3 separate regions of the Mus musculus genome follow, and regions 1 and 3 are each linked to region 2. Evidence: chromatin loops called from intact Hi-C (ENCODE). Cell type or tissue: left cerebral cortex. All regions are shown on one strand.

Region 1 (8,000 bases), 160 kb after region 2:
TGAACAGAGCAGCTGACCCCTGTTGTTGAGTTAGGGAAGGTTGAAAGAAGCTGAGGAGAGGGGCGATCCTGTAGGAGGACCAGCAGTCTCAATTAATCTGGACCCCTGAGATCTCTCAAACACTGGACTACCAAATAGGCAGCATACACCAGCTGATATGAGGCCCCCAACACACATACAGTAGAGTACTTCCGTGTCTGTGTTCATTCAGAGATGATACACCTAACTCTCAAGAGACTGGAGGCCCCAGGGAGTTTAGAGGTCAGGTGAGGTTGGGGGTGGGGGCATCCATGTGGAGATGGGATGGGTTGGGGAAGAGGTGTGGGATGTGGAGCATGGAGCAGTCGGAGGATGGATATGGGGGGGTGGGGGGCAGGGAATGGAATATGGAGTGTAAAAAATAAATTAAAAAAAAAGAAAAAAAAGAGTCAAGAGAGGATTCATGGGTACTGTTCTTAGTAAAACTTTCTGAGTATGATTTCAAACTGGTCTTGAATAGAGATTACTCGCCACTATGATGCATTTTTGCCAACACTAAGAGATGTTTGGGGAACATACATGGGCTGGACCTAGGCCTCTCCGCACATATGAAACAGATGTGCAGCTTCATCTTCATGTGGGTCCAGAAGAACTGAAGTGGAGACTATTCCAAAAGCCGTTGCCTATACATGGGATATGTTCTTCTAGCTGGGCTACATTTGTCTGGCCTCAGTGGGAGAAGAAGCACCAAGCTTCATGGAGACTTGATATGCCAGGGTGGGGGAATACTCAGAGGGCCCCCTCCTACTCAGAGGAGCAGGGAAGGAGGTAAAGGGGAAGGATTGTGAGAGGGGTGACTGGGAGGGGGACAGTGAGCAGGATGTAAAGTGAATAAGTAGAAAATAAATAAATAAAAAAATAAAACAAAACAAACCAGAAAGAGATACTTGGGGAAGAATAAATAAGAATATTCTGACTTAAATAGCATAAATAAGTTTTACATTTCATACTTGAAAGTGTCTTATGTGTCTTTTATTATCTTCTATACCACTTCTTGTTTTCTGACCAATTGTGTTATGTCCTGCACCAGTTCTGATACTGCTGTACAGCCTAAAATCAAAGCTACTGCTTTCTTAAACTAATGATGTTTGATTCCCTGTCTCTTAGATTTCTGATCTGACAGACTTATTTAGCTCTTCAACTCCGAAGCCATTCTTGCTGATTGTTGCAAATCACCATTCAGGAAGTTGTGTTTTATCTGTGTTAACAATACATAGAAGGTTTCTTCACAATCTAGCGTTTCTTCAGACTGATGGCTTTTATAACAAAAGGGGGGAGAGTATGACAGACACTACCCCAAGCAGACAGAAATATTCCTCTCCTAAGGACATGTGACAGCAGGGGAATATAATGCTCTCTGAACAACGGATTTCAATGGAAAATTTAGAGTTTATTTTATATTATTTTAGTTATGTGTGTGTGTGTGTCTGTGCTTCTTCAAGTTATGCATGCAATAACTTGAAGAGGCCAGAAGAGGGCGTTGATTTCCTGAAAATGGAATTGCAGGTGGTCGTAAATCACCATTCAGTGCTGAGAGCCAAACACTGGTCCTCAGAAGAAGCTGCCGGAGATCTTAAGCAATGGTGAATCCCTCCAGACCCTAGAAGCCCTCATTTTAAATCAAGATAACATAGTAAGCACAATACTTTAGCTATGATCTCTGAATAAATCTCATCAACTCTGTTTTTTTTAAAAAACCTTTATAGAGTTGTTCAGATAGAGGTTATATTCCATGGCATGTAGGAGCTAATGGAACCTCATCAAACTACCCAGAAATTAATGTCATTAATGCTTAAAAGAGATTATTAAGCTATGACATACATGGGGACCTTTGGGCAACAGTATCCCCTTGTGTTATTGTTATAAGTGATTGCCATCCAATAACTATTGTGTTATTTAAAATGAAGAGACGATCAGTTCTACTTCATTGAAATTCTATATTGCTAATATTAGCCTCGATGATTTCTTTCTTAGCGGGGAGGTTATTTAAGGGAAAAGTATATCCAGGGTGCGATTTTTTTAATCTGAATTTTTTTTATTAGGTATTTTCCTCGTTTACATTTTCAATGCTATCCCAAAAGTCCACCATACCCACCCCCCCAACCCCTACCCACCCACTCCCCCTTTTTGGCCCTGGGGTTCCCCTGTACTGGGGTATATAAAGTTTGCAAGTCCAATGGGCCTAGGGTGCGATTTTTATAGTTTGCATCAATGTGTTCTCCTTTGTCACACTTGCTCACGCCATTTCTTCTAAAGGTGTCATGTTATATACAATTTAGAACCTTAATTCCCAATTATAAGAGGAGACAATGCCACAGAAACAAGAGGACTTTGAGTAGGCTTTGAATTGTAATTATACTGGCAGGCAAATATATTTCTTATTGCCTGTAATAACTTCATGACTTTTTATTTGATTGTAATATTTTGCTGGCTGAAGGATCTAAACATAAATGCTTGTCTGGTTCAGAAAATGATGTCTGAAGAAGAAACAGAGTGATGTTGTTATGAGAATGGGTAGAGAGTTTCTTCCAGTTTTACTAAGTCACTGTGCATGTAAGAGGCTTGTTCTCCGCTGTGTTCTCATCCTTACCCACCATCATTCACTAAAAACACCCCATCCAATTTTCTAGAATGATGCCCAGATGTTTCTGAATGTAAAAGGGGCATCCCTTCCCCCCAAGTAAGACTGTTAGATGTAGGGACTGAGATGAGTGCAGAATATTGAAAGATACATGTTTTGATGAAGAGTGTTAAAGATGCTTATGCACAGGACTGTGAACATACCTACCATGATTCTGTTTCATGGTCTTGAATCAGTCTTGAGCAAGGCAGCATTTGGTAATCTGTACACGTTGACTTGGACACTCCTCTCCATTTATAGCACCATAGCCTGGCAATGAAATGTCTTTACTCACATTTTAGAAGCGTCAGGAAGAGCCAGATTAGGAATATTTAATTATTAATAACAATAGCTTATCAACACTGCTTTCTAAAGTCCATCCTGTTCCCTGTTCTCTTCCATTTCTGGCCTGAAACACAAGAATCAAATATTGTTCTTCCCTTCCGCTAGCAAATGACATTTTTTTTTTTTTAGATATCATTGCTCAGTGACTTTTAACATATGTGGCATAATCCAAAAGAAAATAGTCAATAAGCCTTCTTAGACCCTCGAAATCCCCAGACCAAATAGTCTGGAATCAAAGTAACTCAGGCTAAATCAGATGAAAAGGTCAAAGACCAACTATGTAATCATCAGAGACCGGCAGATGTGAGAGATAGAACATGGCTCAGGACTGGCCCCCTCTGAGCACTGGTCTCTTTCCCAGGATGGGGTCTGAGATCTGGAATTTGAATATACATTAATTGTGAAGTGATTAATGGGTGGTGACAGCTTAGGCTCTTCTCTTTCTTACAAGTGTTCAGTCTGAAACCATTGGACACCAGGTCAGAGTTTGGGGGAGGACTAATAAGGAACCATTCAGTAGCACTACAAGACACAGTTGCCCGTTTGCTTGTGCTATTACACAGTGATTCAGGTGGCGTTGTGAGAAGCCATTTACTCCACCTCACTACAGCCGAGTGGCCTGACCTTGATGATGGTGGGTAAGAATGAGAACTGAGAAAAGACTAATTTTACGAATGATTCCAGGTTGCAGTTCTAGTCCTCCACCAGTTCATCTCTTTTTGCTGTTCTCAAAATTCTTTAATGTTTCCTGGCAAGTGACTAGAAATTTAAATATGACCACTTACCCTTAGGTTGTTTAAGAAAAACTTCTAGGGATAGATAGCGGTCAGCACTGTGTTTCCACAAAACCTCCAGGTTTTCTAACTTATACCAGTGTGTAAGCATGACCTTACCATAAACACTGGTACTCAAAACTTCAACACACATGAAGATACAAAACTATTTCTTAGACAAAGATTCTAATAACTTGCCATACAGGCTTAGTGTTTAAATAAATTGTTTGCTTTCTAATTGTTTGGGAAATGCCTCCACTCAGAGAGGTCATATGTGTGTATCTATATCTATATATATCTATATATATATACATACATACATACATACATACATACATATATATCAGAGTACATTTTTGCTAAATTTATCCTTCTACATTGTTTTATGTGATTGCAAAAGGAATTGTCTTCTTAATTTAACTTTCAGTTGTTCATTTCAGGTACATATTATGATGCAAAAATACTACAAATGACTTTGGGCGCATTACTCCTACATCTGCTACCGTGCTGAGCTCACACAATATTTCTGGATATCTTTTGGTGGATTCCTCAGACTTTTCTATACATAAGGTCATATCATCTGACAATAGAGGTCAGATTACCTTTTCCTTTCCAGTTGTATTCATTCAGTCCACGAGCTTCTTGTCAATTACGTTTCTCGGCTGCATCCACTACTCTCAAGAGCATCCTTAGGTCTGAGCTTCTCCACATTCTGTTCCAAATTAAATAAGTCCCTTTGGGTAGAGTGTTGAGCCTTTGGGTAGAGTGCTGAGAAGCTTCTTTGAGCAATATCCTTCTTTTGGGAGGCATTCACCTTTGCTTCGAACAAGAGAAGCAGGTCCTCTCAGCCTCAACCTAATGACCTAGGTGAAACGCCATCTTCCAAGCCAGGGAAGAACAAAGTTTCAGGATTTCCTCAAAGCCATGTCCAAGGCATAGCCCACATCCTTCAGGAGGCGGCTATCCAGGAAAGCTGTATAAACTTAACACTCGTTCCCACTCATCCAGAATATAGCTTGAACAGCAGGTATGTGGGGTGGCCGAGAAATCCCTAAGGCATGCTCCTCCTGAAAAGGAAACCTCTGGTTCTAGCTCCAGGAAGAAGGACCCATGTTCATGGCTGCAGCAGTTCAGAGTGGAGTGGATGCTCTATCTAGTACTGGTAAGAGGCCAGAGGAAGTGGTCCTGGTTCATAAGGCATTTGAGATGAGTCCATGACGTTCTTCATCTTGTTTTGGCAGAGACTGGGATTCTGGTATCTGTCAATTAATGGGTAGTATAACATACTTGCTTTGTATCATTGGTAACTACTGCAATAGACTTTGATGGCCATGGTATTTACATACATTTCTCTCATATTTCATTTGATATTTGCCGAGGAAGAATTCCACACCTCATGCTGGAAGGGGAAAGGAAAGGTAAATATGGATAATTTTACCCGTTGAAGAGTACCCAGCTGCTAGAAATGTAGAGGAGCTCATAACTCAATACAGAAATGAGAGAAGCATTTGAACAAGTTGTTTGAATCGTAATCCCAAAGCATGCAATGCCTTTTATTGGGTCATTGGGGGAATGCATCAATATGAGGGAAACGGAATTGCTATTTGAACATCCAAAGTATATTTCGCCCCACTAATGTCTGATTTGATTTTGTAGCTTTCCAATGATGTTTCATACTACTAATAACTTAGGGAGCAGGAATTACAGACGACTCAGTGTTTCTCACAAGTCACATACTTCTAATTTAATAATATGGGCATCTCTATTTGTGTTAGTCGGTTTTGCATCACTATTATGAATACCTGAGGTATGATCAACATAAAGAGAGGCAAAGATTACATGAGCGTGATTTCTAGATTTAGAAAACACAGTCTTATTTCTTTAGGGCCTGAGATGAAGAGGTCTATTATGGATAAAGATGGTGAGAACATAAAGTTGTTCCCCGCCCCCCAGGGTATGGTACAAGAAAAGAAAGGGACTCAAATCCCACACGTTTTGTCAATCACCCTCTTTTAAGGGTCACTCTCAAAGGCTAGAAGACTCCCATTAAGCTTCACATCATAAAGGTTTGCTTCTTTCCAACAGGCACACAGAGATCCAGGCTCTAAAACACAAGCCTCTTCGGATATTTAAAATCCTTATTAGAATGATTTTTTGAAGCAATATTGGAAGTCCAATTTTTTTTGTTAATGGAAATGAGTTAAGATTTGGTAACTCCTTACAATGACTGCTAGATGAGGCTATCACTTTTGGAGAAGACAGCATTTCTATGAGTTAAAATAAGGATTCTAGAACCAGTCATACAGTGTTGTAAGGACAGCAGATAAATGGGGGAGGATTTACACTAAGAAGAAAGTACCAACCAAGGAATGAGACCCAAGCACCAGGGAAATGGTTAGTTATTTTGGATTGTCAGAACTATTTGGAAAAGATCAGGTGCCCTTATGAAGAAGAAACCAGAAAGCAGCTGTGTCAATGGAAGGAGGAGGAGGAAGAGGAGGAGTAGTCAACAACTAATGTGGGCCCAAAGTAAGGACATTGTCACTGTGACATAAATAAAGAGGGAAACTCTGCAAAATTTGAGAGGAAGTGACAGATGAGGAAATCACTCCAGGAAAGCTATCTATCTTTGCAGAAAGTACTGAATCACAAAGACTTGTGAGGTAGCATCAGCAAGCTAGATGAAACAAAAAGTCACAGCACCAGATGGCAAAAGACACCAAAATAGCAGCAAGAGAAACAGTACCAGAGCTAAGGAGGCCCCAGCACTACCTGCCAGGAGAGCCCAGGAGGCCCCAGCGCTACCCGCTAGGAGTTTGGCTTCATTCAACTTAAGGAGAAAGGACTAGAATAAAGGCTGTGGCTGGTATAGTCAAGCCAAAGGGATGACCCAAGAAAAAGCCAATTCAGAAGGCCCATCATTGAGTCATTACCATGGAAAAGTGGATCATTCCAAAGCAAGAGTTCCAAGAGAAGTTAAGCACAGAATTCATTTCCAATGAAAGGGAATGGAAAAGGCATCAAGGTTGTGGGAAGAGGACAAAAATCCAGAAGAAGTTGCCTGGGCACCATCAGCTTCTATGGAAGACAATATAGCAGGTAAGAAAATGAAAACCAGGAGAAGATAGTTTTGTCCAAACTGAATCACAACATAATCTGGAGATTGCATTAAAGGCTAACTTCCAGACCTGTTGCTGGGTCACATGAAGAGCATAGTCCTTTTCAGAGTTGAGTAAGGATTGTTGCTGATGATTTTGGGTTCATAAGGACCAAAAGTGTGACTCCTTTTTGGGTTCTGTGGCCAAAGGGCTACTGCCAGGCTAAGAGCATTTGAGTATCCTAATTTTGAGTATAGTTTTGAGCAAAACTGTTTACGATAGGTGAAACTTCTGCAGCCACCGGAAAAGAAAGAGGACTATTGTCCAAGAGTTAGTTAGAAAAAGACAGAACCCTTGAGAACAGTTGAAGATGTCAAGGGATCAATCAAAGCCCGGTGGGTCCACAGGAATATTACCCAAAGGCAGAGGAGCAAAGCCAATGCAAGGTACACAAAATGGCATCCTAGGAAGAAGGAAAAGGAAAGGTCCAGCAGAACTCCTCAGCAGACTGATGATGATGGCTGTACCAATTGGGGGAAGATTTGGCATATTGAAGTCCAGAGGGATGCCATTAGCAGGCAGCAGCATGAGGAAGGAAGAAAAATGAATGACCAAGAAAACTGAAACAGGAGAGTTCTTGTCCTGGCTGGTTTTGTGTCTCAACTTGACACAGAGGAAGGAGCCTCCTTTGAGGAAATGCCTCTATGAGACCCAGATGTAAGGTATCTTCTCAATTAGTGATCAAGTGGGGAGGACCCGTTGTGGGTGGTGCCATCCCTGGGCTGGAAGTCCTGGGTTCTATAAGAAAGCAAACTGAGCAAGCCCGGGAAAGCAAGCCAGTAAGTAACATCCCTCCATGGCCTCTGCATCAGCTCTTGCTTTCGGGTCTGCTTAAGGTCCAGTCCTGACTTCCTTTAGTGATGAACAGCAATGTGGAAGTGTAAGCTGAATAAACCCTTTCCTCCCCAACTTGTTTCTTGGCCATGAGGTTTGTACAGGAATAGAAACCCTGAGTAAGGCAGTCTTCAATTATTGTGAAACTATTCTAATGATTGGTGGTCAGGCAATGTTTTGAATCTACAGGGTAGGGGGTGGGGTGGGGGATTCTTGGGAAATCAAAGAGAA
Region 2 (8,000 bases):
CCATAGAACATATTCTTATGCTCCTATTTCTCTTTTTATAACCACAGCATCTATTCTGCTTTTAAAAGCGCTATGGTGCTCACATGGCTATCCTCTCATCTGTACAATGAAGAGATTCTTCCTGCTTCTGAAAGCTTAAATTATCCATGTAATTAGACAAACGAGGTAGAGGATAGTTTTTGAAGTTTCTATATAATGGCTCCTGTCTATCAGGATTTGCTCATGGGGGCTGGATCCTTCTTCCGCCTTCTGACTCAACTTAAGTAGGGCACTTCGCGTCCCTCTTTTGTGACCACCTCTTCTAAAGTATCTCTGGACATCATTTACTCAAGGGGGAACTTATGAGGGACACTTATGATTAGGCACTGATTGGTGACATAGAACTTCAGCTCTCTAATCAATAAAGTACAGCAAGGAACAAAAGCACTGTTAAGGGCAGAGCCAAGGAAAGATGGGAGAAGTGAAACTTGTACTTTCTTGTAGATGGGAAACTTCACATGGGTGGCAGTGCTTGGATTTGATCTAGAAAACTGATAGGTGCTCAAAATGGACAAGATGGAATGAAGGAGACACAGTCATGAAAATGAAACAGGAAAGAAACACAGCAACGCATAGGGATTGCCTTAGGTCCAGGATGCTGGGGACAAGGCTAAGAAGTAGGAGGAGTTTGGAGGCAAGGAGCAGTATGGTCAGAACCGAGAGCCGATGTGATCTAGAGTGATATCGTTGCGGTCTAAGCAGGAGCAATGGAGTAGACAGAGGCCAATGGCCTTGGAACTGGGAGAACTGGGAGTAGCTGCCCTTGCCACCCAGCCCTGACATTCTGTCGTGTGTTCTTATCAGGGAGCAGAGCACGGAAAGGAAGCCTTGAAAGACGAAGACCAGTCTCTATCTCCGGTGACTAGGGACTTGGAGGTTTTGAGGTGGTTGTAGAGAGAATGCGATGTCTAGTCTTTGCTTAGATTGAGGTGGCGGTGGGACACCCAGATGGAACGTGCACTTGGAACCCAGAGGAGCAAGTGAGGCTACATTTATAACAGAAGTCAAATTGTTACAATCCAGAGCTGGAAGTCATTCACCCAGCCAAGAGCCTCTTCCTCTTCTGGAAGTCAGAGAACCTATTTCTGGGGAGCTACCCTGAAGGCCAAGGGCAAAGCTAGATGTGGCACTGTGTGTGTGTGTGTGTGTGTGTGTGTGTGTGTTACTGAGTTCTCCCAAAGCCTCTTTGTACACTCATTACAGATGGGGACTCTGAGGTCTTAGATACATAGAATGAACCCATGGCAGGAACGAGGAGTCCAAATTCCAGATCACTCTTTTTTTATTTTATTTTTTAAAAATAGAATTAGGCTTATTGACATACCTACCATACCTCAGACAGACAGGAAATAAATTCTCTGCCTCTCTGTCTGTCTATCTATCTATCTATCTATCTATCTATCTATCTATCTATCTATCATCTATTTATCTCTCTGTTTCCAGAACTCTCAGTGTGAAGGACTGGTAATCAACCCTTTGCCTGAATCCTACTTGCCTAAAATGCCCAGAGTGGTTCTCAGTCATGCTCAGTGCCATCTGACTGGATCACCATTGAATTTCACTGAGTTATCTGTTCCCTCCCTCCCTCCCTCCCTCCCTCCCTCCCTCCCTCCCTCCTTCCTTCCTTCCTTCCCTCCCTCCTCATGACACGGCATCCTAAGACAGGCTTTTTTCAACTCTATGTCTTCACTTCTTTGCACAGGACACTGTCCCTTGCATTAGCTGCAGGCTGTGACATATTTAGCTTTTCAGGACACATTCTGGACATGCATCTATCTTTCCTTTTATGTAACACCATCAAATCACTAAACTTCTCTGAATAAAATGTTCAGAGATTTTTATACAACCAGCCTTAAGCCAAAACAAATGCTTTCCTTTTCCTTGGTCACTAGGGTGACCTGGTGAGATGACAGGTCATAAACTCTGCCTCTTCACTATGTAGATTTTTCCATCTCAATTGTGAAGATTAGGTTCAGTGCCTTTCAAAATCTGTAGTCTCATTAGCTAGGATCTTTTCAATGAAGTCATATTTTCATCCATTTATTTGTCTATATTTAAAGTGACAGCTCATGACTGGGCATATCTACGGTGCAGAGTATGATATGTCAATGCATGCTTACAATAAGCAATTAGATAAAGCAGAGTAATCGACATATTCACCACCTCAAAGACTCATCATGTCTTTGTGTTGGGAGCATTCACAGTTGTCTCTTACTATTTTGAAACACACAACAGCTCATTTTTAACTGTGCTCATCCTACTGGGTCATAGAACTCTAGAAGGTGAGTCCCTGGGAGAACTGCATTTTTGTACCTGTTGACCAATCCTCCTTCCTCTCCTTCCTGACCACTCTGCTACTTTCTACTTCTGTAAGATCAATTCTTTTACTTCCACATCTGGGTGAGGTCATGACGTATTTGCAGAAGTCCCGTCTTTCCAATGGTGGTTCTGGCCTTGGTAAGCCATCTCTGAATCAGAGAACCCTTTATTCTCATTTGCTCCATCTCACACTTCTCTCCTAAGTGTCTCGGAGAGCTCTGGAGTTGCAAATTAATTCTTACAGAGATGTAGGGGATTATTATTCTCCTTGTAGATGAGGAAGTGGCTGTCTGGACTGGACTGTGACTCATCTCACTCTCTGGATCTTTTTTTTTAATGAACCATTCACAGCCAGCCTGCCCTCACTTTAAAAAAAATCCCACACAAATCACACCCTGCTTTTGTTGTTGATCTTTTTTTAAAAGTTTCTTTTTGCATTTTCAGAAAAAAAAATGTGTGCTATCGTGTAGCATATTGTAAAGAGAGTGAACTGTTTGGGGCTGGGCTAAAATGAAGAACCTATAGGTTTTATCTTGGAGAAACAGGGGAGTGGGGATTTTTGCATTAGTTACTTTTCTAATCTGTGGCTTAGCACTGTAACAAGGACCATTTATAGAAGAAAACTGTTTCGTTGGGATAACTGTTTCCAAGGGTCAGAGTCCATGATGGCAAGAGGAGCAGCTGAGAGCTCACATCTTAATCTGCAAGTAGACTGGGGCGCAGAGGGCCCCACTGGGAATGTCCCAGTCTTCTGACACCTCAAAGCTCCAACTCTAGTGACCAACCTCCTCCAACAAGCCACACCTCTTAGTCCTTCCCAAACACTTCTACCAATTGGGACCAAGCATTCAAACATATGAGCCTGTGGAGGCTATTCTCCATCAAACCAACACAGATGGCACTAGATTTTCCCAGAGATTAAGCAGCTACATCATCTGGGGTCCCTCCCCACCCATATGATGTCATTGCCTATGTGCCTTCTCGTTTGAATCAATTTCACCAATGCCAGATTTTTAAAATATCTGTAACTGGATAGTGCCTGGAAGTCCTCAAAAAATAATTGTTATCAAGAGTTTAAAATGATTTCAATAGTGATCAAATCTGGAGTTGATCCTAGAAATTACTACACGTCTTTCCAGGACAGTGGTTTTCATTCCGAGTATCAGTTCTCATGTGTTGCGTAGACACCCGATTGTATGTGGAAGAGCCCCACTTTTGACAGCTTGTGTCTCAGTGAAAGGAAAAGCACCGTCTTCTAGACGGATATGTCAAGGTATAAGTATAGCTTTTCTGCTTCTCAGCACAAAGAATGCCCATTCCCAAGTCCCCAGCAAAAGGACAGGTAGCCTGGTCTAATGGCTGTGTCGCTTAGGTCTGAACTGCACAGGAAGCAACTCAGAAATGCTTATGAACAGCAAGGTAAGGGAGAGACCTAAATCCCAGTCTGAGCTGAAATCTCTCCTATTTCAAATCTTACTCACCCGGCTCCCAACCTTCCCCGTTCTCCTAGACAGTAGTTTTCCAACCTGGCCTGTGCAAATTTTAACCTATTCTCTACTGTCATAAGAAATGCAGGGTAGGGGGCCCCCACATGGACCTGTGCTACTAGATTATAGAGTCTGTTTGTATTCAAATAGAATTTAGATTTAAATCGCAATCAGATCAGGGATTTACAGTCCTTTCTACTTTCATTCGTTTTGTGGATTTCAGTCCTCTTGCGGCCCAGTAGTAATCCAATGCACTTCAGAGAGAATTACCCGTGTGATCGACTAGCCCAGTGTCTGTGAGGCAGGGTGTATATTAAACACCAAGTGTGCTTAGGAGAGAGCCCAAGGCTGGATCCGACCTCTCCTCTGGGTTGGGTTGACCTTATTTCCCCTGGCAACCCTTGACCTGCCCTGTCTCGATTCAGCTACACGTGAGGTCATAGATGCCCATGCCCTTGAGTGTCTTTCGGGGGTTGCCCTTTGCTCCCAGGGAGAGTTCACCATGGGGACCCACACTTTCCCGGAAGAAGATCCAGGCCAGTGAAAACCCTGTCATCTTCCCTTCTGCAGAAGGAAAAGCAAAAACCACCAGAGGCGGCTCCAGTCAAATGCACCGCGCGGCTGCAGCTCTTAAAGCCGCAGGGGCAGCCACCAAGAGGTATAAACCTGGTTCTCAACTTTGCCTGAGACTCGGGTACCCCAGAACCAGACTCGGCCCTCAGACTGGTGTTTCTGCTCACAGATCCCAGCTCCAGGAGTCCCCCAGTCAACCCAGTGCAGCTCTGCCCGGGCACCTCCTGCAGCTGAGCATGCTAAGTGCTCGGCCCAAGCGCCCCTGGCTTTCCTGCTTTGAAGCAGGGTGCGCCCTAGGGAGTTCTGACCCTTGAACTCTGCCTTCCTGGTGACGCGACGCCCTCCTGGGAGCCAAGTCAACCCCCTTCTACCCCCAGCTGAGGTCCTGATAGCCCGATCCCCTGAAGATGAAATGCCTGGCCAGGAGAGCTCCCCTGCATTTTGAAAAACAGCCCAATTAGCCTCACGAAAGCCTGCACCCCTCATCGCGCAGTCTCCAACCATAACATTTTCATCCCTGGACAAGCTTAGATGGAGGGGACCGCTTCAAGAGCGAGAGGAGCATGAAGCCCCACGTTGCTGAGATACCCGTCAACTGGCTGGAGTATCTCATTGCAGTTGGCTGCAAAGGGCGGCGGACACACACTTGGGTGCGAGAGAAAACACACACACACACACACACACACACACACACACACACACACACACACACACACACGAAAGCAAGCATACCCTCTCATTCTGCCTCTTATCTCTGCCGTTCAGGGAGCCTGGAACTCGGAGGTCAAGTCCCTGACCACTCATGCTGGTCTGAAGTGCTGAGGTGGAAACGAAGGTTCTGGCCGTCAGCTCCAAGGCTAGCACCTTCTTATGAGGTTTCTCAATTCCACCCAAGATAGGCAAGATCTAAGCTCTAAAATTCCCTCTTTGGGCAAAAGGTTTGGGTATCAGGGAGGAGGGAACACGGAGGGTACTGGAAAGCGAGTCTTCGCAGAGAACTAGCCAGGCTCACAATCTGGAGGCGGGGGCCAGGGAGTCCGATCCCCAAGCGCCCCAACTCCTGCAAAGGCAGAGAGCAGAGTGACAGCAGCCACCACTGCGCGCGTTGGCACTGGCACGGAATCTCCAAATCCTCCGAATCCGCTGGCTAGGCAGCCAATGCCGAGGGGTGGAGGCGAGAGGGAGGAGGAGGAGTTGCCTGAGCAGAGAGGGATGACGTCCTCTAGAGCCTCTGGCTCCTAGGGACAGAGATTCGCGAGCTCCCCGGGTCCAGCGCACTAGGTCGCGGGGGAAAGCGATCTCTGGGGAGCCGCGCCCCACTGTCGCTGCGGCTTCAACGCGGCGAACTGGGGGCCGAGTCTGGCTAGAGTGCAAGCCCGCAGGCTATCCCCAGAACACCTTTCTGCTGGTCTCTCGACCCCGAGCGTTCGCTTCGTAGAACCTACGCATTCCAGAAGGGCGCTAGCAGGTAGCCTTCAGCCCAGCCATCATAGCCCCTTTCCGGCTTCTCAGGGATCGACCTCAGCCAAGGGCAGGAGCCCCGGCCACTGCCCATGGGGTAAAACCGGCGCACTGCACTGGCCCCTGCCGCAAGGAAAGAGGGGACACTCGGGTGGAAAGGTGCTCACCTGGATAGCAGAAGCCTTGCTCTAGATTCCTTTCCGAACCTGTTCCCAGCCCCCAGGCGCAACCTTCCTCGGAGAAAACAAAGTAGCGCAAGGGCACGCAGCCGGAGCGCTGCTCCTAGTCCCTGAACAGCGGCTGTTCCCTTCTGCTTTTTCCGGGTCTGAGCTCGGACTCAGCGGCGGGAAAGGGCTCACGGTGGCTGCAAGAGGTTGCCAGACCCGGGCTTCTCTTGCAGCGGTGGCGGCAGCGCCTCCAACTTGCCACCTGCAGCGCGCTTCGGGGCGCCTGCGACTACCCGTGCCGCTCAGCTTCAACTGACCCGCCCCCCGGGTGCGCTAGTTGGCTGTGCCCTGCTCCTGGGCGGACCCCATGTTCGGCTCCGCCCTACTTCGGCCTTGGAACAGGGAGCGCTCGCAAAGTCTTAATGCCAGGCTTCCTTGGGGCTTGCTAGCCAGCAGTCTTTGCAAGGAGGGATCCACATACCCAGACACACAAGTGCACACACAATTCTATGTTTGTAAAGACAATAGGAAGGAAAGGGTTTGTGAGTGATGCCCCTTCCCGTATTCAAGCGTTTGAACAAGTAAAGTGTTCTCTGACTGTGCCATTGCAGTTTTGCAATTTCTGGAAAGACTTAAAACCATTGTAGCAAGGAGTCAAGGGATGAGGCCTGAAATTGGTTTGGGGATGCCCTGTGTAAGTTTCACTCCCAAACAGAATAGTGCTGTTGTTGTTCTTCCTCCTCGGGGTCCCAGCACCTACCCTCATATTTGGCCTGAAGACAAATTATGTCAACTTCTTGCTTTTAAGATCCTGCCTTTGGCTTACAGGGTCCCAGCCTGCAAACCCATGCCCCATGTCAATGTGTTTACACAGCCTGTATTATATATGACTCCTTAGGCCTTTGTGGGTTAACAGTGGGTATATTATCTGCTGGGTTTTGGCTCTACATCTACCCTGGACACCTAACCCCCATGCACCTGCACAATCTGCCTAGGCCATTCAAGTACATCCCTCTTGCACTTTGCACTCTGCCTCTTAGCTGTTCCTGGAGTAGAGCTTAGAGCTTTTTGGAAAGCTGATTTGGTACAGCCTTCCCAGGGATAGTGTGTGTGTGTGTGTGTGTGTGTGTGTGTGTGTGTGTGTGTATGTATAAATGGCACAAATCTGAAGAACTATCCAATCAACCAGAAATGTCTGACTCTTGGGTGTCTCTGTGAGAATGTGCTACATTGCCAAGTGCCTATCAGTTTTGAAACATTTCAAAATTAACTGCCCAAATAGCACAGTTAATGGTCCATTAGGGAAATGTCTATGCCTGAGAGTGCAGGTGTAACATTGTTGAGTGTAACTAGAATGTGCACACATGAAATACTCTGTGCCTGGAAGTGATAGAAACGGTAATTAATGAACTCAGACACTAGGAGCTTAGTGGGGGGCTGCATTAGGGGAAATTGGTACCCCCTCATGTTGACTTCCTGTCAAATATTGGCTAATGCTACTTTGAAACAATGCTACTGTGTAACAATGATTCCCTAAATTTACAGTAAAGAGTTTGTTTCAACAGGCCCCAGTGAGTCCTCCCTGGGATCAAGAACACTCCCTTGCTACCCACAGTGAGTATTTACTGTCACCAGGCTGTAAAGCATTCACATGGAGATCTTTCAGCAACCTGGGTCTACTGTTCCTTTAGAGACTTGCACTTTGACCTGAATTGAGTAAGACAACCAACAGAATGAAGGTGTGGTTTGCAAACTGGAGTCCAGGTTTACTTAATCAACAGGGCAACATCTGATATAGCAGAAGATGAAGCAGGGTTCAGGTGGTTACACCGTCGTGCATTGCTATGCTGACACCCTGGACGGGTGCTAGGACATTTCTGCCGGATGCTTTGGAACTATCATGGATGTGATTGGTAGTTCTTGCTCAGGGGAACTTTTCTTTCTTTTCTGTAAC
Region 3 (8,000 bases), 200 kb after region 2:
GTTTAAGGCTATCCTGGGCTACATGCTACATCCAATGCATCTGAATGACAGAGCAAGTCACTGTCTCGAAAACAAAAAGAACAGGTATGTTGGGGTTGCCATTTGGCTTGAACTTCCCCCCACAGAAGAAGCCACACATGTTCTTTGAGGAGGGACCTCTAAAACACACAAAAGCCTAAGACCAGCCCTGATAACAAGAGCTTGGTCCTAGAGAAACCATGAATCTGAGAAGACGCTCTTTGGAGGGACCCTAGCCATCTGTGAACTTCTACCGACTCTAGTATCTTTCCTAGTAATACTTCTAGATTTCAATATTCTGGTTCAGAAACATATCTCTTTCTGTTATTCATTCACACATTCATTTATTCTATGTTTTAGAGACGTACGAAAATACCAAGCATCGGTAATCTCTGAGCTTTATCCTTCGTGAAGATTTCATGTGCATGCACGACATTTAATGAAATATCCACTGCACGTGCTTTTGTCTTTTTATAAGGTTCTTTGTGAACTGAGTCCTTGTATCTAGCTGAAGCATCCTCGGGTAGAACAGAAGAATCTCGCATCCATGTATCAGCCAGTCCATCGTCCTTGGATGAAATAGAATGGTAATCTTCCCATCTATAAGACATAGTGCAGGTTCACCAGGATCTGGAAGGATGCTGTGTTTGTCGTATGCTCTAAACTTCTGGTTGTAGCAGCATTCTCTGGTCCGTTGTCTGCCACTAGCACCAGAAAATACCTTAGAGTGATGTGAAAGTGAGAATGTGGTAGGAAGATGGAATGAGGGATGAAGAAATGTCTGGTGGACCCAGACAGCAGGGCTGCTGTTATACTATAAATATCAGATGAAGTGTTGATGTAACGTTTACTGCAGGATGACACGGGATTTGACTCTTCTGTGGCTCATGATTAAAGAACCAGGTCTCTGGCTTGGTTCTCTCCCTTTCTTTGCCCCCCACCCTACCCCAGACATTTGTTCATTGCTTTCACACGAGTGCTATTTCATTTATGCAATCAGTGTGTCAACAAGTCATCTACCAAAACATACAGAAACACCTAGAAACTGTCCCAAGATACATTAATGATCCATAATTGAGATCTTTGATTCTTGATGGGTGTTGCAGAGCCGGGACAAGTGAGCCTGGAGTCTGCCTCATTTTGGTTGAGGAGTGGGTCACACATCTCATCCTTCCCATCACTGAGGAAGTCACAGAGGAACTCAAGCAGTAGAGGCAGGGATGGCTCTTCTAAGAAAGTTGCTTGCTCACACCCAGGTGTCATTTTATACAGCCCAGGCCTACCTGCCCAGGGATTGTACAACAGTCCATAAAAACTTCCCATAGATAGGCCCGCATACCAGTCTGATGGAGAGAGTTTCTCAGTTGAATCTAGTTGATCAAAACTGATCAGCACTATTGACCCTTGTCAATTTGACAAAGACATCACTCTGAAAACCATACCTTTTCTTTGTTTTGCATCCCCTTGGGGTCATGTTAATATCACGATACAAAATACAGCACAACTTTTAAAACTTCATCATCCTTAAATCTTGTAACACTTGTTTAAAGGCTAATGTCTCTTTAAAATATCCAGTCTCTTAACTGTGGACAGCATTCCAAAAATATTATATATATGTGGCGAGGCCTGTTGAGGTTGTGTAAGAAAATAAATATGTCTTTAATGACTTTCATTTGTTGTAATTGCAGATAGCTAAATACAGGCAACTCAAAAGCAAATTGAGCTGCATGGAACAGAACTCAATCTATTGGCTTCTCTCTGTCTGTGTCTCTGTCTGTCTCTGTGTCTCTGTCTCTGTGTCTCTGTCTCTCTCTCTCTGTCTCTCTGTCTCTCTCTCTCTCTCTCTCTCTCTCTCTCTCTCTCTCTCTCTCTCTCTCTCTGCTGTGCCCTATTCAGTAATATAATTGTTTGTGAAACTTTTAAACTCAGTTGACTCCCCTGGAATTTATCCAAGTTGAAGGGTGTTTGGTGTGAGACTCATTATATCTTTTGGTCCTGGTCCAAGATTTATCAGTTTGGTTTATTCAATCAGGCAACACCAAGGATACTTGACAAGCCTTTGTTCAATGGTTAATGTTTTAAATGATAGCTGCTCGGAGAACCCACATTAACCTGCTTACTGTGTAGTAGTATTGTGTTAGTCTGCTTACTGCAGCAGCACTATGTGAGCAGTAAAAGTGATAAGAGTTTATTGGTTGAAAAAAATCTTAAGTTCAACTCTGGTGTGAATAGGGTTGAAAATTAAAATTGATTCAATATGACTAACGCTAGAGGGTCAACCTTTGGAAATGAGCAAGTCTGGGGTTAAATATAGATCTGAAATATTATCCTAGCTTTTAGATGCCATCTACTGGCTGTAATTACTATTCTGTACCAAAGGCCCTGGTTTTCCCACAGAGGGAGAATATTCACAGGGCCTGTGATTAAATTAAAATGCTGTTCCCTTGGCCTTTGTGTTTTGTGCAGATCGCTGCCTGGACAAGTGTCAGTGTACTTGAAAGTCAAGCTGCATTTGGAAAAAGTTATTGTGAGCATGAAATATTTATCTGAAGGTGAGACACATCTGATGGCTGTTGGTTTCTGACTCCCAGCTTCCTTTCAGACATAGAGCAGCATGTAGGCATCTGGATACAGTTCGCTGCTACTGTACCTGAATACATTTTTGCAAAAGCTGTCAGGTCACAGCTGTTCTCCATGTGGAATGTAGCAGTGAGAGAAATATACTGGCTCATGTGTGCAATTAGCACACCCAAACTCTACCTGCATTTCTGTATTTAAGGATGGTCAGCGATGGCATCTGTCAGGAAAGAACTTAACTGTGTAAACCGAACCCATGTGCTTCTTATCCAGAAATCCTTCCACTGGAACATGGAGGGCTCCGCTGTACTATAGGATGAATAATATAGGTGTTTTATGGGGGGGGGGGAGGATAATGTTTTGTTGCTATGGTGCCAAGCTGTCCTTCCACAAGCGTGTGTTGAAACCTTTACTCCCAGTGCAGCAGTGTAGAGAGGTGGGAACTAACCGGATGGCATTAAGCCTCAGGGTCTACCTTAGGTATATGCATATATACTACTTATTACTTACATAAGTGGTGGCTGTTTAAAAAGGAGGTTTATAAAATTTGCTTTTAGGTACTTTTGGAAACACCCTTTATGAAAAAAAAAAGTTCCATATAGAAGGAGGGTAGCTGTTAGCTTTTTGTAATTCAAAAAAAAAAAAAAAAAATCAAAGATTCAAGCCAGCATGAACCAAACTGTGAGTTTGAAGGATAGCTAATTGCTTACATGCTGTGTAATGGGATTAATTTGTTAAATTGTTGTTGTTGTTGTTTTTCCAGAATTGAAGTGTCATCTTGGTGTGGGGAAAGGACTAGGAGGAGAGGAGGAAGGGAAAACTGCCGTTGGGATGTAAGTAAACAAATAAATATATTAATTTTTTTAAAGTGTGTAAGTATAAATTGGGGGGGGGGGCTATCTGTAAGTCTCAATCCCCCTCTAGAAAAATCAATACCAATGTGGAGAATTGCCACGAAGATTATATGAGGCAATGTATGTAAAACAGCCAACATGGTGATTGTGTTCACAGAAGGGCTCAGTGCAGTGTCAATGTTAATGAGGGATTGAGTATGTCAGATCCATGATGCCATTCCCGCAGAGGGCTGCTTGGGAACTGCCATTGGCCAGGCCATGAGACTGAAGGCAAGCAGTGCCTCTGTAATTTCAGCTTTTCCTAGCTGGCCGTGGTTGCTGTTCTGTTAATCTGAAATTTCAGTATGTGCTGAACAGAGGAGACCTATGTGACCAGCTCCCCACAACTTTTTCCTATGAAGAGCCTTAGACTTTGTGAAGGGTTTCACTGGGCAGAAGCAGTGTTCTTGTTCATGGAGACCGGGATATGCTCAAGGGTGGCCTCTGGTGAGAGAGAAAGCAGAGGAACACTGAAAGACAGATCCTCTGGCTCCAGCCGCCGCCGCCATCATCTTCTGTGTTGTGCTGTGCCCTTTCCACGCGGCTGAACGCAATCAAAATCCTCAAACGCAGCAGCAACCTTAGGATCCCTCATCATACTCCACGTTTAGTGACGTTTATCATAATGTTCATTCAATGAGTAGTTCCCAAACGTGGCTGTTATCAGAACGTCCTAGGAAACGAGTCGCACAGGTATCCCTCCACCTGCTCCACCTAGCGGCGGCACAATTATAAAAGGGTCCTACTTTGAACTGTCAGCGCTCTCTTAAATGTTATTTGTTTCTTGTTTGTTTTTCTGTGTGCCTGACTGTGCCCCGTGGGTTGGGAGGTCAGAGGACAATGCTCAGGAACCAGTTCTCTGCCACTTTGTGGGAGTCCAGGTGGGAACTCAGGCTGGAAGGGGTAGCTTACAAGTGCCTGGACCAGCTGAGCCCTCTCTGCAGCCCAGATCTCGGTGTTCTTTAGTTCTGACATTTCTAGTTGATTCATTTAAAACGTTTTTACTATGTTTAGATTTATCAGTTACTATGTATCTATTAATCAGTTAATATGCCTTTCTGGAAGTTCTCTTTCAAGTCATATTGCCTCATTTTTTTTCTTCTTCTTCTTCTCCTCTGGATCCCTTGGGATCCTTTTAACACTATAGTTTTAGATTTACAGAAAACTTGCAAGAACAACATGGAAAGATCTGCCCATGCTTGTTCTGATTCCTGTTAACATCTAGCCTGACCCTTGGACAGTGACCAGAAGGAGGGGTGAATACCTCCATGTTCCTAGTCACCAAACAATAGCTGTTTGTCTGCACTTAAGATTTTCCCAGCTTTTTGTTGTCTTTGTTCCAGGATCCAATCTAAGATCCCATCTTGTGTTTAGTTGTCTTGTCTCTGTCTCCAGTGCATAGCAGAACCTTGGTAGTTTCCTGTTTCTCCAGACTTCTATTGAGTGCTGTTGTTTTGTTTTGTTCTGTTTTGTTTTGTTTGTTTGTTTGTTTGTTTGTTTTTGGTAGATTATCTCTTGAGTTTGGCTTTGTCTGCTGTTTTCTTGTGAAGAGATTTGGGTAATACATTACCAACAGACACTACAGAAGTATAGTAATGGGGCCTATAATGGGGTGGCCCTTCATGTTATTGGCATTAGTCTTGGTTACTTATTGGTGACTTCTGAAGCTCTCCACTCTCAAGCTACACAATTTTCTTTGAAGTTAATTATTTTCCTGAGGAGATCTGCTGGGAGTCTGAAGATGCCCAGCTTTAAGATTTTAAGATATGCGGTTGGGTCTCTTCTGTGATAGTCTAAAGGACAATTTTCTATCTGCTCTTACTCCTTTTACATTTAATTTTAACCCCCACTGAATACTAATACTTGCTTTTAAACATTTGGATTCTTACTCTGGTATTTACAATTTCAGCCAAACACTCTAGGATTCCTTCTGGATGTCAGCTTTCCCCAATGTGTGACTCTGTCCTCTGAGTGTATGAAGCCGGACATTCATAACCCATGGTGTATGTTTCTTACCTGGCCACCTACAGTAGGTACAAAGTAGCTTCCGGATTGGTAACCCAGATTCCCATGAGGCACAGCTTTACTGCCCAGAGGTCAGTTACTTGTTAATCTCCCCTCAGCTCTGTCAGAATGAGGTGAACAACCCTGTCTGACCATCACCCTAGTGTCTAGGTCACCCACATTTGCTACTGGCGACCCTTCTCTTATTTGGAGCCTAGGCCATATTTCCCTGCCACGTTTCATGGTTTCTATTCGAAAAGAATGCTTGAAGTGGAAGCTAGTGACATTTACTTCATAAATGTTGTGCCTTTCTGATTCCCAGGCTCCCAGCTGGGAAAGGAACTTCTGTAGTCTGACTTGCAGTTGTGATAGTTGTCAAACCTTTCTGGCAACTTTAGTAGGACTCAGCTAGCCAGTAAGTTGACGTGTTCTAAGTCAACCTCAGTGTTGTGTGACATTCCTGGGGAGATATGAGCAAACATGTAGCTACACCAAGTGGGGAAACAAATGATGGATGAAAATAAGGACACCGCCAAAGACCAACTTGGTCAGTGTTTTATTGGGGCTACTTGCAGGGATACTGGTGAAGAGGTACTTACAGAAGCTGAGGTGACTCAACACACTCTCAGTAAGCTGACCCATCCTGCATGTGTGATGACCCATGAAAGACAGAGACCCGGAGCTCATAATACAACCTGTAGAAAGCTGAGCAGGTTGGAGAGACTCAGGCAGCTCAAGTGATCTGAGCCTCCTCCAAGAAGTTCTCTCATCTTTGTCTCTTCAAGGGAGCACACCTGGTCTGGGAGAGTCTCCCAGCAGTCCTTTCTGCTTATATAGGCATGAAAGGTGGAGCCTAGTGACGCTAATCAGTTTTAGGGACTTCCTGAAGTCTTTACGTGTTTGCTCTCTGAGATTAAAGAGCATCCTTGCTAAGGTATGCTTCTTTTCTCTGTGCACCTTAGTAAGTTTCCCTTCAAATGGGATGTTTTATCGTGGAGGAAATTGCTAGACAACACTCGGACCATGCTCTTCTGCATAGCCAGGGACATAAACAGTTGTGAATCAAAGGACAGTCTTTCTCTTGACATTTGAACCAACCTCTTTCTGAATCAGGAGACTTTTTAGCCCAGCCTCAGCTGTTCTGGTTCTTTGAAAGTTTGCCTTCCATCCTGCCCTCTACTACCTTGTAAGTTAAAAAAAGCTTCAGGGGCTTCAGGGAGATTTTAGGCTCTAAGTCTCATTAGGAGGGCAACACCCTGGTTGTGGGAAGCACTTCATGCTCTTGGGCATGTATCAAAGCTTTTGACATAGTGTATAATAGAAGAAATACTGGCCTCCCCCAAATATTCACCTTGTAATCTTTATAAGGTGTCAGTTTATTGTTTTATTCAGAAAAGGGAAATTTAGGTTGTTTATGGAAATAAATTAGTATTTAGGCTTTTCCACAAGGACAGAAACAGCAGTACAAATAAAATGATACATGATTTAGGTAGATGATAGATAGATAGATAGATAGATAGATGATAGATAGATAGATAGATAGATAGATAATAGGTAGGTGATAGATACATAGGTAATTCATAGATAAATAGATATATAAAGATAAATAGATACATAGAGAGAGGAGATACATAGAAGATGATATAGATAGATGATAGATGATGATACATGGATGGATAGGTAGATAATTGATATGATAAAGAGATAAGGGGGCCTTATTTAAAGAATTAGAAGACTTCAGAAAATTATATATGTGTGTGCTATATAAAATAATCTCTCTCTCTCTCTCTCTCTCTCTCTCTCTCTCTCTCTACACACACACACACACACACACACACACACACACACACACATATATATGAAATTCTCAATTTTTTAAAAGGAAAAATTCTTGAGTGATGTCTAACTTCCTTTCTAGCATTTTTTTACTTCTACCTCAGTGCATGTTAGTTTTCTGTTGTTATAAGAAAATTATGAGGCTGAGAAATAAATAAGGTAAAGAGGTTTTTTGAAAGCTCAAAAGCATGGCGATCTTGCCTGTGTCCCAAGGCCCATGGCATTACAACAGCTGTGCTTAAGAAACAAGAGAGAATTTGGTAAGGCAGGACCAGACTCTGAGGAGTGTCTGGCTTGCTCTTTTATAGAAGTTCTCTCATGAGAATTAACCAGGGCCCCAACAGAACTGCCCGAATCTTTGCTGATGCGTGCAACTTCCTAATGATCTTTTATCATGACTTATCTTCTAGTAGGCCCTACCGTATCTTAAGACCAACATACTGGGGAACCAGGAATCCAGCGTAGGAATAGTTGGTGGACACATTAAAACAGTATCCAATCCAAATCTTCAGATCTCCCTATTGAGATACTTAATGAAGTGGGCATGACACTGCCACTCTTAACCCGTTAACCCTGTGATAACAAGATTCTAGCCATTCTAGAGTTTCTCAGACCCTACTGCTGTTCCCAAAACAGGACTGGCTTACAAGTAATAGATCATTTAATCCTTAC

Evidence for each region. Peaks named below come from ENCODE experiments on the same cell type or tissue, not always from the same donor. Only the 100,000 strongest peaks of a DNase experiment are listed, where the experiment ranks them.
Region 1: it touches region 2 in a loop (9-fold over the local background); 2 of 42 quality-filtered maps call a loop at or near these places.
Region 3: it touches region 2 in a loop (3-fold over the local background); 3 of 42 quality-filtered maps call a loop at or near these places.

The regions. Positions count from the first base shown.
Region 1 is chr17:68,915,221-68,923,220 of GRCm38, reverse strand. No RefSeq gene overlaps it. Among named protein-coding and RNA genes, the nearest start is that of Gm36392, 45 kb to the right of the region's middle. In left cerebral cortex, a CTCF peak has its summit at 1,512 (motif pointing right); DNase peaks (open chromatin) are centred at 4,790 and 6,477; H3K27ac peaks cover 313 bases.
Region 2 is chr17:69,074,042-69,082,041 of GRCm38, reverse strand. It overlaps a transcript of Epb41l3 not described here. Among named protein-coding and RNA genes, the nearest start is that of Epb41l3, 81 kb to the left of the region's middle. In left cerebral cortex, CTCF peaks have their summits at 4,435 and 6,267; DNase peaks (open chromatin) are centred at 2,688, 4,576, 5,569 and 6,363; H3K4me3 peaks cover 2,553 bases; H3K27ac peaks cover 1,150 bases.
Region 3 is chr17:68,878,031-68,886,030 of GRCm38, reverse strand. No RefSeq gene overlaps it. Among named protein-coding and RNA genes, the nearest start is that of Gm36392, 7.8 kb to the right of the region's middle. In left cerebral cortex, CTCF peaks have their summits at 2,361 (motif pointing left), 4,013 and 4,213 (motif pointing left); DNase peaks (open chromatin) are centred at 2,424, 3,993 and 4,146; H3K4me3 peaks cover 384 bases.